Linked DNA regions of Homo sapiens: regions 1, 3 and 4 are each linked to region 2. The links are chromatin contacts, found by Hi-C in ENCODE. All regions are on one chromosome and are shown on one strand. The core of a region is the stretch at or near the end of the contact, and the rest is flanking DNA. Distances in the headings are between cores, read along the strand shown.

The links. Hi-C counts contacts between places; a loop is a spot of excess contacts on that map. Pooled maps may share reads with other maps.
Region 1: a map with no recorded cell type shows a loop between it and region 2 (7-fold over the local background). The contact joins the enhancer-like site here to the promoter of DCTD in region 2. A Hi-C loop is called at or near these places in 2 of 168 maps with a recorded cell type or tissue (IMR-90 and K562), 2 of 37 single-sample maps with no recorded cell type and 8 of 50 pooled maps.
Region 3: a map with no recorded cell type shows a loop between it and region 2 (9-fold over the local background). The contact joins the enhancer-like site here to the promoter of DCTD in region 2. A Hi-C loop is called at or near these places in 2 of 37 single-sample maps with no recorded cell type and 2 of 50 pooled maps.
Region 4: a loop to region 2 is called in a pooled map, with 2.9 times the contacts of the local background. The contact joins the enhancer-like site here to the promoter of DCTD in region 2. A Hi-C loop is called at or near these places in 2 of 50 pooled maps.

Annotation. Positions count from the first base shown.
Region 1 is chr4:180,826,384-180,829,128 of GRCh38, forward strand. No RefSeq gene overlaps it. Among named protein-coding and RNA genes, the nearest start is that of LINC00290, 330 kb to the right of the region's middle. RefSeq lists an enhancer at 766-1,965. Within about 2 kb of position 1,413, at least 3 of the 41 ENCODE cell types and tissues checked have a DNase peak (open chromatin) inside an H3K27ac peak, as active enhancers do; they include IMR-90, where a contact is called at or near this core.
Region 2 is chr4:182,915,934-182,918,909 of GRCh38, forward strand. It overlaps DCTD (dCMP deaminase), which reads right to left and starts at 1,453. Exons shown (of 6, transcript NM_001921.3): 1 at 1,378-1,453. RefSeq lists a silencer at 1,085-1,794.
Region 3 is chr4:185,729,219-185,731,918 of GRCh38, forward strand. The region is part of intron 3 of SORBS2 (sorbin and SH3 domain containing 2); the gene reads right to left. Among named protein-coding and RNA genes, the nearest start is that of SORBS2, 82 kb to the right of the region's middle. RefSeq lists a silencer at 163-360. Within about 2 kb of position 1,318, at least 8 of the 41 ENCODE cell types and tissues checked have a DNase peak (open chromatin) inside an H3K27ac peak, as active enhancers do.
Region 4 is chr4:185,254,678-185,257,500 of GRCh38, forward strand. The region is part of intron 2 of SNX25 (sorting nexin 25); the gene reads left to right. Among named protein-coding and RNA genes, the nearest start is that of SNX25, 46 kb to the left of the region's middle. Within about 2 kb of position 1,399, at least 4 of the 41 ENCODE cell types and tissues checked have a DNase peak (open chromatin) inside an H3K27ac peak, as active enhancers do.

The DNA of each region.
Region 1 (2,745 bases), core at 163-2,662, 2.1 Mb before region 2:
ACGTGTCTTTATTTTTATTAAGTAGATGGGTTCAAGACAAAATAAGGAGGAAAAGATGGAAGGAAGGAGAGAAATCGTACTACCTTGGACTAAAAATAACATTTGGTGGGTGCAGTTGGCCCATGCCTATAATCCCAGCACTTTGGGAATCAAGGCGGAAGTATAACTTGAAGCAAGGAGTTCAATACCAGCCTGGGCAACAAAGTGAAAATCCCTCTCTATAAAAAAAAATAAGAAGAAGAAGAAGAAGCAAGGCATGGTGGTGTGCACCTGTAGTCCCAGCTACTTGAGGGGCTGAGACCTGAGAATTGCTTGAGCTCAGGAGTTGGAGGATGCAGTGAACCATGATTATGCCACTACACTCCAGCCTGGGTGAAAGAGTGAGACCCTGTCTCTAAATAACAATAATAATAATAATATGCTTTATAAAAAGGAAGGAAAGAAGAGCTGAAAAGAAGCATCTTGGGTGTACTTTCTCTTTCTCCACCACTTTTCTTGTGAGCATAGTCCATAGTTAGTAGAAAACTGACATGCAATAGACATGTGGGATGCTGAGTGGTCTTGTCACCCAACTTCGCCATTTTCACAGAGGCCTAAAGATGCTGCATGTCTTGTTCAAGGCTACACATATTCTTAGTTTGAACCAAATTGCATATTTAATAAGAAATGTTAAATCATTTTTTTTAAGCCAGGGCCAAAAGGACTTGGAAATATTTAGAAAAAGTATATTTTGTATTTGTACATAAAATTCCTACACCTGCCTATAAGCACTCTGTAACTATTTTTCCCTTACTGAAGAATTTAGCTTTTGCTAGAATTTCAAAAGCTACGTAATTATCTGCACACAGTGTCTTGTATCTTGGAACAAATGTTGCAGGAGCTGAGATCTGCCGCTGCTGAGGACTGGGCACTGAAGTTCAGCCACAGTCCAACACGTGAGGTGACTCCTAGGTCAGAAGGAAGCAGAAGGGATGAGGCTGCAGGTCCCAAGGATCTCCCCGTGAGGTGACAATCTGGGTGATATAACAAGCAATGGTGAGATAAAAGGTCACAGGGATGCAGGACACAGTGTGAACCACTCTCTCTCTCTGCTATGTGGAAAAGCTTTCACTTTCACTTTCCCAAGAGAAGAGGGAATTGTCACATCCTTCTTTCCAAGTTGATGTTTCTCTAATTCTTTGCCCCATCCTGTTGTATGTTTTGTGTATCTTATCCCCAAAACTATTCCCACAGCAGCATGTTTAGCTAGTGACTGAGCCCAGTGGGGACAATAATGTATCAGCTGCTTTATTAGAAAAAGGAAGAGTGGGGGGCTGGCAACCAGTTTCCATTTGGGAGGACTCTGTCATGGTGAGTAGACAGGACGATGACTCAGCAGTTATATGATTTTCAGGTTCTGTATCCTGAAATTGTCTGAACATGCAGTAACACATAGATGAGGGCTTACTGACAGATGCGTAGCTTGCACGTACAGTTTCTTTTCTTCCCAGAACTTGTCTAAACATTGGAGTCATTTGTTGCCTTGGGCCTCACTGCCTGAAGCATCTCTCTTCCCTCTGAGTTCCTGACTCCAGCTCCGTCTGGCTGCAGAGCAATCTCAGGTCTGTGTCCTTAGGTGTTTGATTCCAGCCGAGACCTGGCAGAACTTCCTGCCTTCCAGAACCAGCTATGTCAAATACACATCGCGATTATTTTACTGAAGGGGCTTCAGCCACCTCCGCACATTGCTCAGGCTGAGTAAAAAATAGAGACCATTAACTGCGTGTGTACCTTATTACAGAATTAACATTTAATTCTTATGCAGTGTGTGAAAAAATGTATTTCACCTCCAGAATATCCCATATACAATCTTAATTTTAATAGAAAGAATATGCTCTGCTATGTGACGCTTAAGATACTGGGACACACAGTAATATACAACTGATATATGCTGATGTGGCAGGTGTGTTAAGTAATTCAGATATTTTTACAGCAAAATTAAAGCAAATTAATGAAGATTAGTATCTGAGGTTTGCCAATCCTCTTGTATAAATAAAATAAACATGAGGAATATTTACCTTAAATGGAACCTTGAATTTATCACTTGTATCACTTGCAGAAATGAGAATTTGTTAAAATAAATACAGGGCCTATGTCAATGGTAAAAAAAATTAAAATTTTACATTTCTACTTGTAAGAGCATAATTCCTTTCAAGAATAAATAAGTAGCACATTGTATCTGGACAACTAGGTGGCGCTGGTGTATTATCCTTTCAATCCCAGAAAAGCAAATTCAAATATCATCTTATATATTCCAGCTCAGTGGTCAGACATGCATGTGATCCTCAGCTGCACGTTTCAGTGGTAATTTAGAAGAGACTCATGAGTGAATATTGGAAGTGCTGTCACTCTGCAGGGAACACTAACTACTCTCTAGCTTCCCATTGGCATGTTGCAGATACAGACCTTGAATTCAGAATCTTACTTTTAAAATTTCTAGAAAATCTGGTATTCTTCTGAAGGTAGGAAGCATTTTGAATTAAAAATGTCTTTGGAAATGTGGATCCTTACAGATACCAGAATATTTAAGAGAGATTATTCAAAGCAATTTTGTTACCATCAGAGGTTTTAAAAATGAAATTTCACAGGACACAGCCAAAGGGACGCTTGTAAGTAATTAGATCCTACATAAAGACAGTATTTAAATTTCAAATGTAGACTTGCGAAATTACATAATAACATCAGGTACTTGTGTCATTCTAATGG
Region 2 (2,976 bases), core at 203-2,702:
ATTTATTGATCATCTATAGATTCCAGACATTGTTAAAGTTTATACACATCATGTCACTCAAGCCTTACTCCTAGCTAAGGTAGACAGTGCCATCCCATCTTACACAGACTCAGAGAACTTAGGTAACTTAACCTAAACCACACAGGATTATCATCCATGCCAGACGGATTCAAAGAAAACATCTGAAGCCTTCCCAACTCTGATATTAACCAGATAATTTTTCCCTTCCCTTTCTCCTCAATAATCCAGATGGGACAGAAGTTATCAACTCCGAGTAATGAATTACATGAGAAGAAACTATGAAAAACGTCAAGTGCTACTCCTAAAGCAAGGTTTTTGGAACGTAGTTTACCAGGGGCAAGCAGAGACTGTCTACGGCAGGGAGAGCCCACGAAGGGGGTCCTAGGACTTCAGGGGAGTGGTCGCTTTCAAAAGGAATGAAACAAGGGCAAGGAAGGAAGACAACACAAAAACGGGGTGGGTACCACGGAGAAATCTTGAGAAAGGCGAGGAATGTGGTCTAAAGGAAGGCAAGCATCTCCCAAAACTTCTGCTTCAGGCTCCACACTTTATTTAGGCATCTGCTACAGTGCAGGGCGGCAGTGCCTAAGACAAGGATGCAGTGGAGAGTGGGTGCTGGGAACCACGGTCACCCACTGATTACGCTGCCCCACATCTGAGAGGCCTGGCAACCCCCCTAACAGGAAAAGACAGGTGCTGAATCAGCCTGGTTTCCCACCTGGCTTTAGGGCCAGCATCCATCATCGCTGTGGGGTGCTGGAGAAGTACCTACTAAATAGGAGGGAGGGGGAGCCATGGGGGGCGAGGGAAGAGCAGGAGAGGGAAGGGTCCTGTTAATCCCCTGGGCGCCTTCTCCTGGTGTGGCTGAACGCCCACTAGAGCCCTGTGAGGACTGAGGCCCAGCTGTAGAAACAGAGAGAACTGGAGCTCGAATACAACGATTCAGGAAGACACATCCGGTCACCGTCCCAGGCACACCCCACGCCGCTCGCAACCCCGTCAGCTCTGATCCAGGGCCTACACCCGGCATTCCCAACCCACACACGGGCGCAGGAAGGGATGTGGTGTTCAGACGCCCAGCACCACCTCCCGGGGCACTCCAAGGGGCCCGGCCTCGCACAGGCCGCGGCGCCCGCCGAGAAATCGACCCTGGAGTGACTGCGGGGACCCCGAGCGCCCCCACCCCGCCCGCATTCTCCGATCTAAAGGCTGAGCGCGGCCGAGGCGCCCCCAGCGTCCGCGGCCCCAGGCCCCCGCCCGGCAGCCAGCGCCCCGCGCCACGCGCTCGGGACGGTGCCACGCGGCGGTGGCTAGGGGCGCGCGGGCCGCGTACCCGCACGGCTGGCCCCCGCCCACCATCCGGTGCCGGCTCCGCGCGCAGGCCGGTGCTCGTCCCCGCCGCCGCCGTGCTCAGGGAAGGAAGTCGGGGGAGGAGGCGGGGCCGCCGCGGGGCCGGAAGGGGGCAGCGGCCCGGGCGCCGCGCGTTCGCAGGACGGCGGCTGGCCCCGGGGGCCCGAAGCCCTGAGGGGAGGGAGGGAGGGACGGCGGGGGCGGGTCGCACGCCGCAAAGGCGCTGCTCCGCGTCGCCGTACGCCTCCCGGTCCCCGTGACGCAGCCCGCGGTCCGGCCGGCGGTGTTCAGAGCCCGAGCACAAACTACTTCCCGGGTGCCAGACCGCCCCGAGGTCGCCCCGCTGCCCGGGTCACGCGTGGCGCTGGGTGGCCGCGAGTTGGGCGCTCCCGGGCCTGACTGCACGACCGTCGGGGGCTGCTTGGTTTGGTGGTGGTGGCGGTGGTGAGGTTTTCCCCACCATCCGTGTTCCATCAACTGCTTAGAGACACGGCTATGGAGATTGTGATTAAAAGACGACCCCAAGAATCTAGTGCCGTGAAACTGGCGGGGCGGGAGGTGGGGAGACCTGGTTTGGGTCTCTGGAGTGAGCCCGCTGTGTCGCAGCGTCCCCGTGGGGACCCTTGGCCGGTGGCTGGGTCACAGTTTCACACACTGGATGGGGCAGGGAACTGGGTCCGGCGGGGGCGCTGTGCCTCGAGGCTCAGTGCCTCGAAGCTAGATTTGCATTTGGCTGCGCCTGACAGGCTTTCAGTTTCTGCTCAAATTGTGCGGAAGGGCCTGAGGTGTTTGCTAAAGCCTGCCGCGCCCTGCTCGACCCGTATCACCGCACAGGCACCCCACCTGCATGTTACCTCCTGGTAATGCTCGCCCACTTATATAGTGCACATTTTGTTGCAGTTGTTTCAAAGATGAGAAAAACAGGGCAATAGGAAAGACCATCAGTGACATTTCTGGAGTCGTATGCCCCAAGCAACTTAATCTGGTTTTCATGAACTTCGTTACCCTGTGCAGACGTCTAGCCCCTTACAGTGGTTCTAGCACAGAGAATGACAGAAGAACCCCTTTCTGTTTCATTCATGGGACTTGAGGGGACTGTCAGCACTCCATAAATAACAGCTACTGTAATAATCGCCAGTTCTGATCTGCACATCCCAGATTTGAACTGCTATTCCAAACAAAAGCTTGTTAACTATATTAATTTAGCCTAACGGAGGAAGAATGATGAGAGTAAACAGTTGGTTCTATCTAATTTCTCACTACAGCAGACACATCATTCTTCATCTCATGGTCCAGCTTGTAGATTCAATAATTAAATTATGTACTGCTCTTGGTGGATGCCGGGAAAGCAAAAGGGAGAAATACTTCATCGTTAACTATAGATTTTTTTTTTTTTTTTTTTGCCTTGATAAGACTCAGGCTTGAAAGAGCCACATAGATTAAGATGATGATTTTTAATTTCAAGTTGACTTTACATGGCTGTCTTGTTGCCGCTAAAATGTGTCATATATCCCGAGCCCCTGGTTTCCCTCCTCCTCCCAAATCCACCGCTTGGTCTTTGTCACACTCATCTACAGTCTTTGGGTCTTCATAGATCCATTTCTC
Region 3 (2,700 bases), core at 68-2,567, 2.8 Mb after region 2:
AAGTAAAACTCTTGTTCAGGGTAATGTGCTACTAACTTTTAAGTCTGCATATTTTAAAATGAGAGAAAATCTAGTTTTTTCATTAACTTTCTACTCATCTCTTTCTGGGCCCGCTCAGCAAATCCCCGGTTTCAGAGGACTGCCCTGTAAGGAACTATAGACAGGGTTTCCATCCGTATTTCCATTTTCTGAATAAGTAACAAGGGGAACTAGACTCTCAGGGCCTCCTCTGCCTGCTTCGTCCTTATGGAGCTGATGTGGGGAGAACACTCCTCACTGTCCAGTCTAGTGATGACCACAGTTCTGTAGCCACGTGGATCTGTGTACTCGAGGTCAGTTAGTTCCAGAAAATCATCCAGTCTAACATTTGCTCAGATTCCCTAATTTCTACTCTGTGAAAGACAAGGAATAGTACAGCTCTTCAGTTTCCTGGGGGAGTGCTTCATTACTTTTCCTCTTTTTCTTTCTACTTAGTCTAATGACTCAGATTCCAGATGGTTCTGCCTAAGTTTAGAATTATCATGATCTACTTTGTAGAGAGAAAAGAAAACATTTCTTGTACAGTACAACTTATGTAATTTTTTTTCAGGGAAGTGAGAAAAATATAACACGCAGTGTAGAAGAACTTTTGGCTCTAACATTAGATATCAATGTTTCGTATTCTGTCATTGGGGTGTATTGTAATTTACTTATTTACTGTCTAATTCCTTCTGTAGCTAGTGAAGTTTACATTTTCTTTTTTCTTTTTTTTTGAGATGGAGTCTTGCTCTATCGCCCAGACTGGAGTGCAGTAGAGCCATCTCGGCTCACTGCAAGCTCCGCCTCCCGGGTTCACGCCATTCTCCTGCCTCAGCCTCCCGAGTAGCTGGGACTACAGGTGCCTGCCACGGCACCTGGCTAATTTTTTGTATTTTTAGTAGAGACGGGGTTTCACTGTGTTAGCCAGGATGGTCTCGATCTGTGAAGTTTACATTTTCAAAGAATGTTTTAATGATATGGAAAAATATTCTCCAAACAATGATGTGCAAGTACAAGGTACAAACCAGGAAAGTGTAATTCTAATTTTTTTTTTTTAAAGGTCAATATACTTTCTTTTTTTTTTTTTTTTTTGGAAAAGAAATATTCCTAATAATTCATTTAATCATCTGGAGAGTGGGTTGAAGTTTTGTAAAATTTAATTTCTTCATTATAGACTGTATTATTTTAATAAAAGCTTTTCTTTGGTGTCACCCATTGTGTGCAGCACTGAGCTGGGGCCCTGGAGCTCTCACTATTGTCCATCTGGCCGCACCACTGTCAGCACTGCTTTCAATGAACTGTAACAGAATACTGATGACTCAGCATTTCTGCTGCTGACAGGAAGTCCTTGAGCGAGTCTCTTTGTAGTTCCTCCAAGAAAGGATGCTCAGGCACTCCTTGGGTGAACAGCTGCAGGCCATGGAGAGGACAACCGGGTTGCAGTAGTAAGTTTGCACTGGGCTATCCCAGAGCTAGAACAAGGGAACAGGTCAGCCCCTAGAGTCCCAGAGGTCACAGACTTGGGCAGGTCCAGGCGTTAAATGCAGCTGTGCCTTTGGAGCTGGACATCCAGGTACCTGGCTGCCTGCTGGGAACAGGTGAGTATGTATCAGCCATTGTGAAGCCTCAAAAGGCTGCAGCCTGACGTAGCTGCAGATCAGGCTGTACCCAAATTGCATTGTTACTGATGAAATAATTTTTTAAAAAACCAATGGTATCTATTTGAGCATTTTCCTCATGGACACCATTCAACAGAATGCTGTTCTCGGGGAACAAATGACTCATGCAAATGACTATTTTCTAGGTTTTTCTCATGGTCAAGCAGCCATGATCTTTTTATAGCTTTATTTTATTTTAACTCAGTCCCAATGGTTAATTTAAATCCTTTCTTTCTTTCATCAATGATACAAAGAGCTCACTTTACTACAGTCTCATCTTGACAGAGTCAAATGCAGAGGCTGTAAGGCTGCCCACCTGAGGAGGAGGAACTGGAACTTAGGAAAACAGCTCAGATGCTTCATGCAAATGAGGAAGCTCAATTGGCTTCTATTGAAAATACCTCACGCATCATTTTCTCTTGTCTCTACTTGCCAAAATATTTATAAAATATCTTTGCCCTGCCATACCTAACTAAGCCTCTTGGAATTTATTTTTTCAGTGAGATTCTCTGATGCAATAACCAAGCACTGGCTTTTAGAAAGTGTTCTCTCCCCCTCCCTCCCTCCCTGCCTGTCTCTCTCCCTCCCTCCCTGCCTGTCTCTCTCCCTCCCTCCCTGCCTATCTCTCTCCCCCTCCCTCTCTCCCTGCCTCTCTCCCTCCCTCCCTGCCTATCTCTCTCCTTCCCTCTCTCCCTCCCTCCCTGCCTATCTCTCTCTCTCCCTCCCTGCCTATCTCTCTCCCTCCCTGCCTATCTCTCTCCCTCCCTATCTCTCTCCCTCCCTCCCTGCCTCTCTCCCTCCCTCCCTGCCTGTCTCTCTCCCTCCCTCCCTGCCTGTCTCTCTCCCTCCCTCCCTATCTCTCTCCCTCCCTCCCCGCCTGTCTCTCTCTCTTCCTCCCTGCCTATCTCTTTCCCTCCCTCCCTGCCTGTCTCTCTCTTTCTCTCTCTCTCTCTCTCTCTCTCTCTCTCTCTCTATATATATATATATATATATATATATATATATATATATATATGTCTGTTTC
Region 4 (2,823 bases), core at 149-2,648, 2.3 Mb after region 2:
TTTTCAGGTTAACCTAACTAAAACTAAAGTTCCAATCATGTTACTTCATTCTCTCTCATCTCCAGTGGCCTCCTTTTTACCTACTCATTTCTTTGAGAGCAGTTCTAAAACTAGATATACTTGAATGATAATAGCACCTGAATTTGTGGTGGGTGTTATCATGCCTTTAGAAGAAAGATTTTTTTGCCTGGTAGTGAGGATAAGTGTTCTTTCATTTCTCATTGTGATTAATTGTATTGTTTCTGTATATTTCTTTTTTTTTTCTTTAGTTGGCGTCTTGACCTTGAATGTTTATTTCTTAATAAAAGCCATGAAATAATTTTATGGTTACGAATTTCTCTGTCTCCTTAAGTTGACCCGTAGGGTATGTTTTAAAGTATTTTGTTGATATGTGTACTTGTGTAAATTAGTTTATATGGTTATATAATGTATATTTAGAATCATGGCTTTGTTTTCTTCTTTATTTTTTTTTTTGAGACAGAGTCTCGCTCTGTCGCCCAGGCTGGAGTGCAGTGGCACAATCTCGGCTCACTGCAACCTACGCCTCCTGGGTTCAAGTGATTCTCCTGTCTCAGCCTCTGGAGTACCTGGGATTACAGGCGCCTGCCACCACGCACGGCTAATTTTTGTATTTTTAGTAAAGACAGGGTTTCACCACGTTGGCCAGGCTGGTCTGGAACTCCTGACCTCAGGTGATCTGCCTGCCTCAGCCTCCCAAAGTGCTGGGATTACAGATGTAAGCCACCACACCCAGCCCGTACTTTTTATATTTAAGTTATGTATAGTTTTTTGATACTTAGCTTGAAGAGAGGTGTCGTTGCTGGGATTACAAGTGTGAGCCACCGCACCTGGCCTCACTCGTTGGTTCTGTTTGTGTCTTGTACAGCAGTTTTACAAAGTACAGCCTTTTACATATATTTTTTCATGTAAATGTGTTTTAAACAAACTGGATATCTAGTGGACGAGGATGCTATTTTAGGTTTTGCCTATCTTTTACTCATGCAGCTTATCTTGTTCACCTATGTGCAGGACTACAGTGTGCTGAGTAGAAAGAGTGATTGGCAGGTAGGAGTCTTGACTTTGCTACCTCTTTGAGCAAGTTACTTCACTTCTTTGAGCCTCAATTTCCTGAAGGGACGAAACTCACTTACTATGTAGGAACTGTGGTCTATTTGTTTGTTGCCAATAAATGAGATTATAGGATCAACCCATTCCTGTTTTTGCAGTTTCATCTGGGTCAGAAACCATTTCCGCTGTTTTTCCTTAATGGAATAGTACCATTAGGGATGAGATGTAGCTACTTTTTGCAAAATCTAGAAAACATAACAACCATAGGTTCAAATTAATATCTGAAAATGAGCAGAACGTGACTGAGAGTTTCATGTGCCTTGTTTTCTGGTTTTGCTTTTGTTTTACCTTCCTTTTTGTGTCCAGTGCTTAGTGATACGGATATTGATTCCACCTTACAGACTAGAAGCCCTCTATACATTTTATTTGCTGAGTAGTAAAAGATTGAGATAGATCTTTTTTCTGTCTTTGGCAATTAATTGTTCTCAGCTGGAAGGCACAGTTATCTTATCCCTACAACTGAGGCTGCTGGAATCACTCTGAAAATTTATCTAAACCTTTGTGTCATTGTTTGTGAACAAAAATCCTAATGCTGTTGCATGTTTTTGAGTTATGAAATTTAAAATGCTGTTTTATAAATTGCTATAAAGCTGAATTGCAAAAATACTGGAAATGTGAAAAAACATTGAATATACTTCCATGGTTGATATTTCAACCATGAAAAAAGCCATCATAGAATATTAATACCAAAATTGTGCTTCCTTTGACCTGTGGGCACTTGCAAATATGTGATTCCATTGCCATTCAGTTTTCTAAGAAAAATGACTCTCCCTCTCCCCACCCTCCAATCCCTCCCCCCAGAGAGCTCACCTAAATTTCTTTTTTTTTTTTTTTTTTTGAGTCAGGGTTTTGCTTGCTCACCCAGGCTGGAATGCAGTGGCGCTGTCTTGACTCACTGCAACCTCCACCTCCCAGGCTCAAATGATCCTCCCACCTCAGCCCCAAGTAGCTGGGAATATAGGCGTCCACCACCACACCCGGCTAATTTTTGTATTTTTTGTAGAGATGGGGTTTTGCCATGCTGCCCAGGCTGGTCTCAAGCTCCTGGGCTCAAGTGTTCCTCCCACCTCGGCCTCCCAAAGTTCTGGGATTACAGGAATGAGCCACTGTGCCCAGCCAATTTATTATCCTGAAGCTTCTAATTTGGTGTGTAGTGGCCAAGATGTATAAAATGAACCCCAAATTCTAGGCTAAAAAATTATTTGACACGTATAGGTTAGTTGTTCGTAGGGAATTGTGAAGTAGATCTGGTTCACGTAGGATTCCCAGGGATAAAGTAGTGTGCAGACAAGCAAAGAAAAGCAGGAGGATAAATTATTTATCTGAAATGACATCTGCAATTAAGCCAAATCAAACAGTGTTTGAAAAGTGAAAAAAAAAAAAAAAAAAACCTCTGAGAAACAAGAAGTGATAAAAAATAACCTTGGTACCCTCGAGTTGGAGCAGGAGTGTGTAGCTAAATGTTTTTCTCCCTTGGGGCCCTGTGGGGAGTCACCACCAAGCCCACTAATATTTTATTTTTCAAAAGACCTAGCTTCTTGCAAACATCACACTGGCTTCACCTTCTTTCTAAATAGGCTTTAGAAACTGTGCTGTCCAACACGGTAACCACTAGACAGCGGCTATAGAGCACCCCAAATGTGGCTAGTCCAAATTGAGATTACTGAAAGAATAAAATATAAACCAGATTACAGA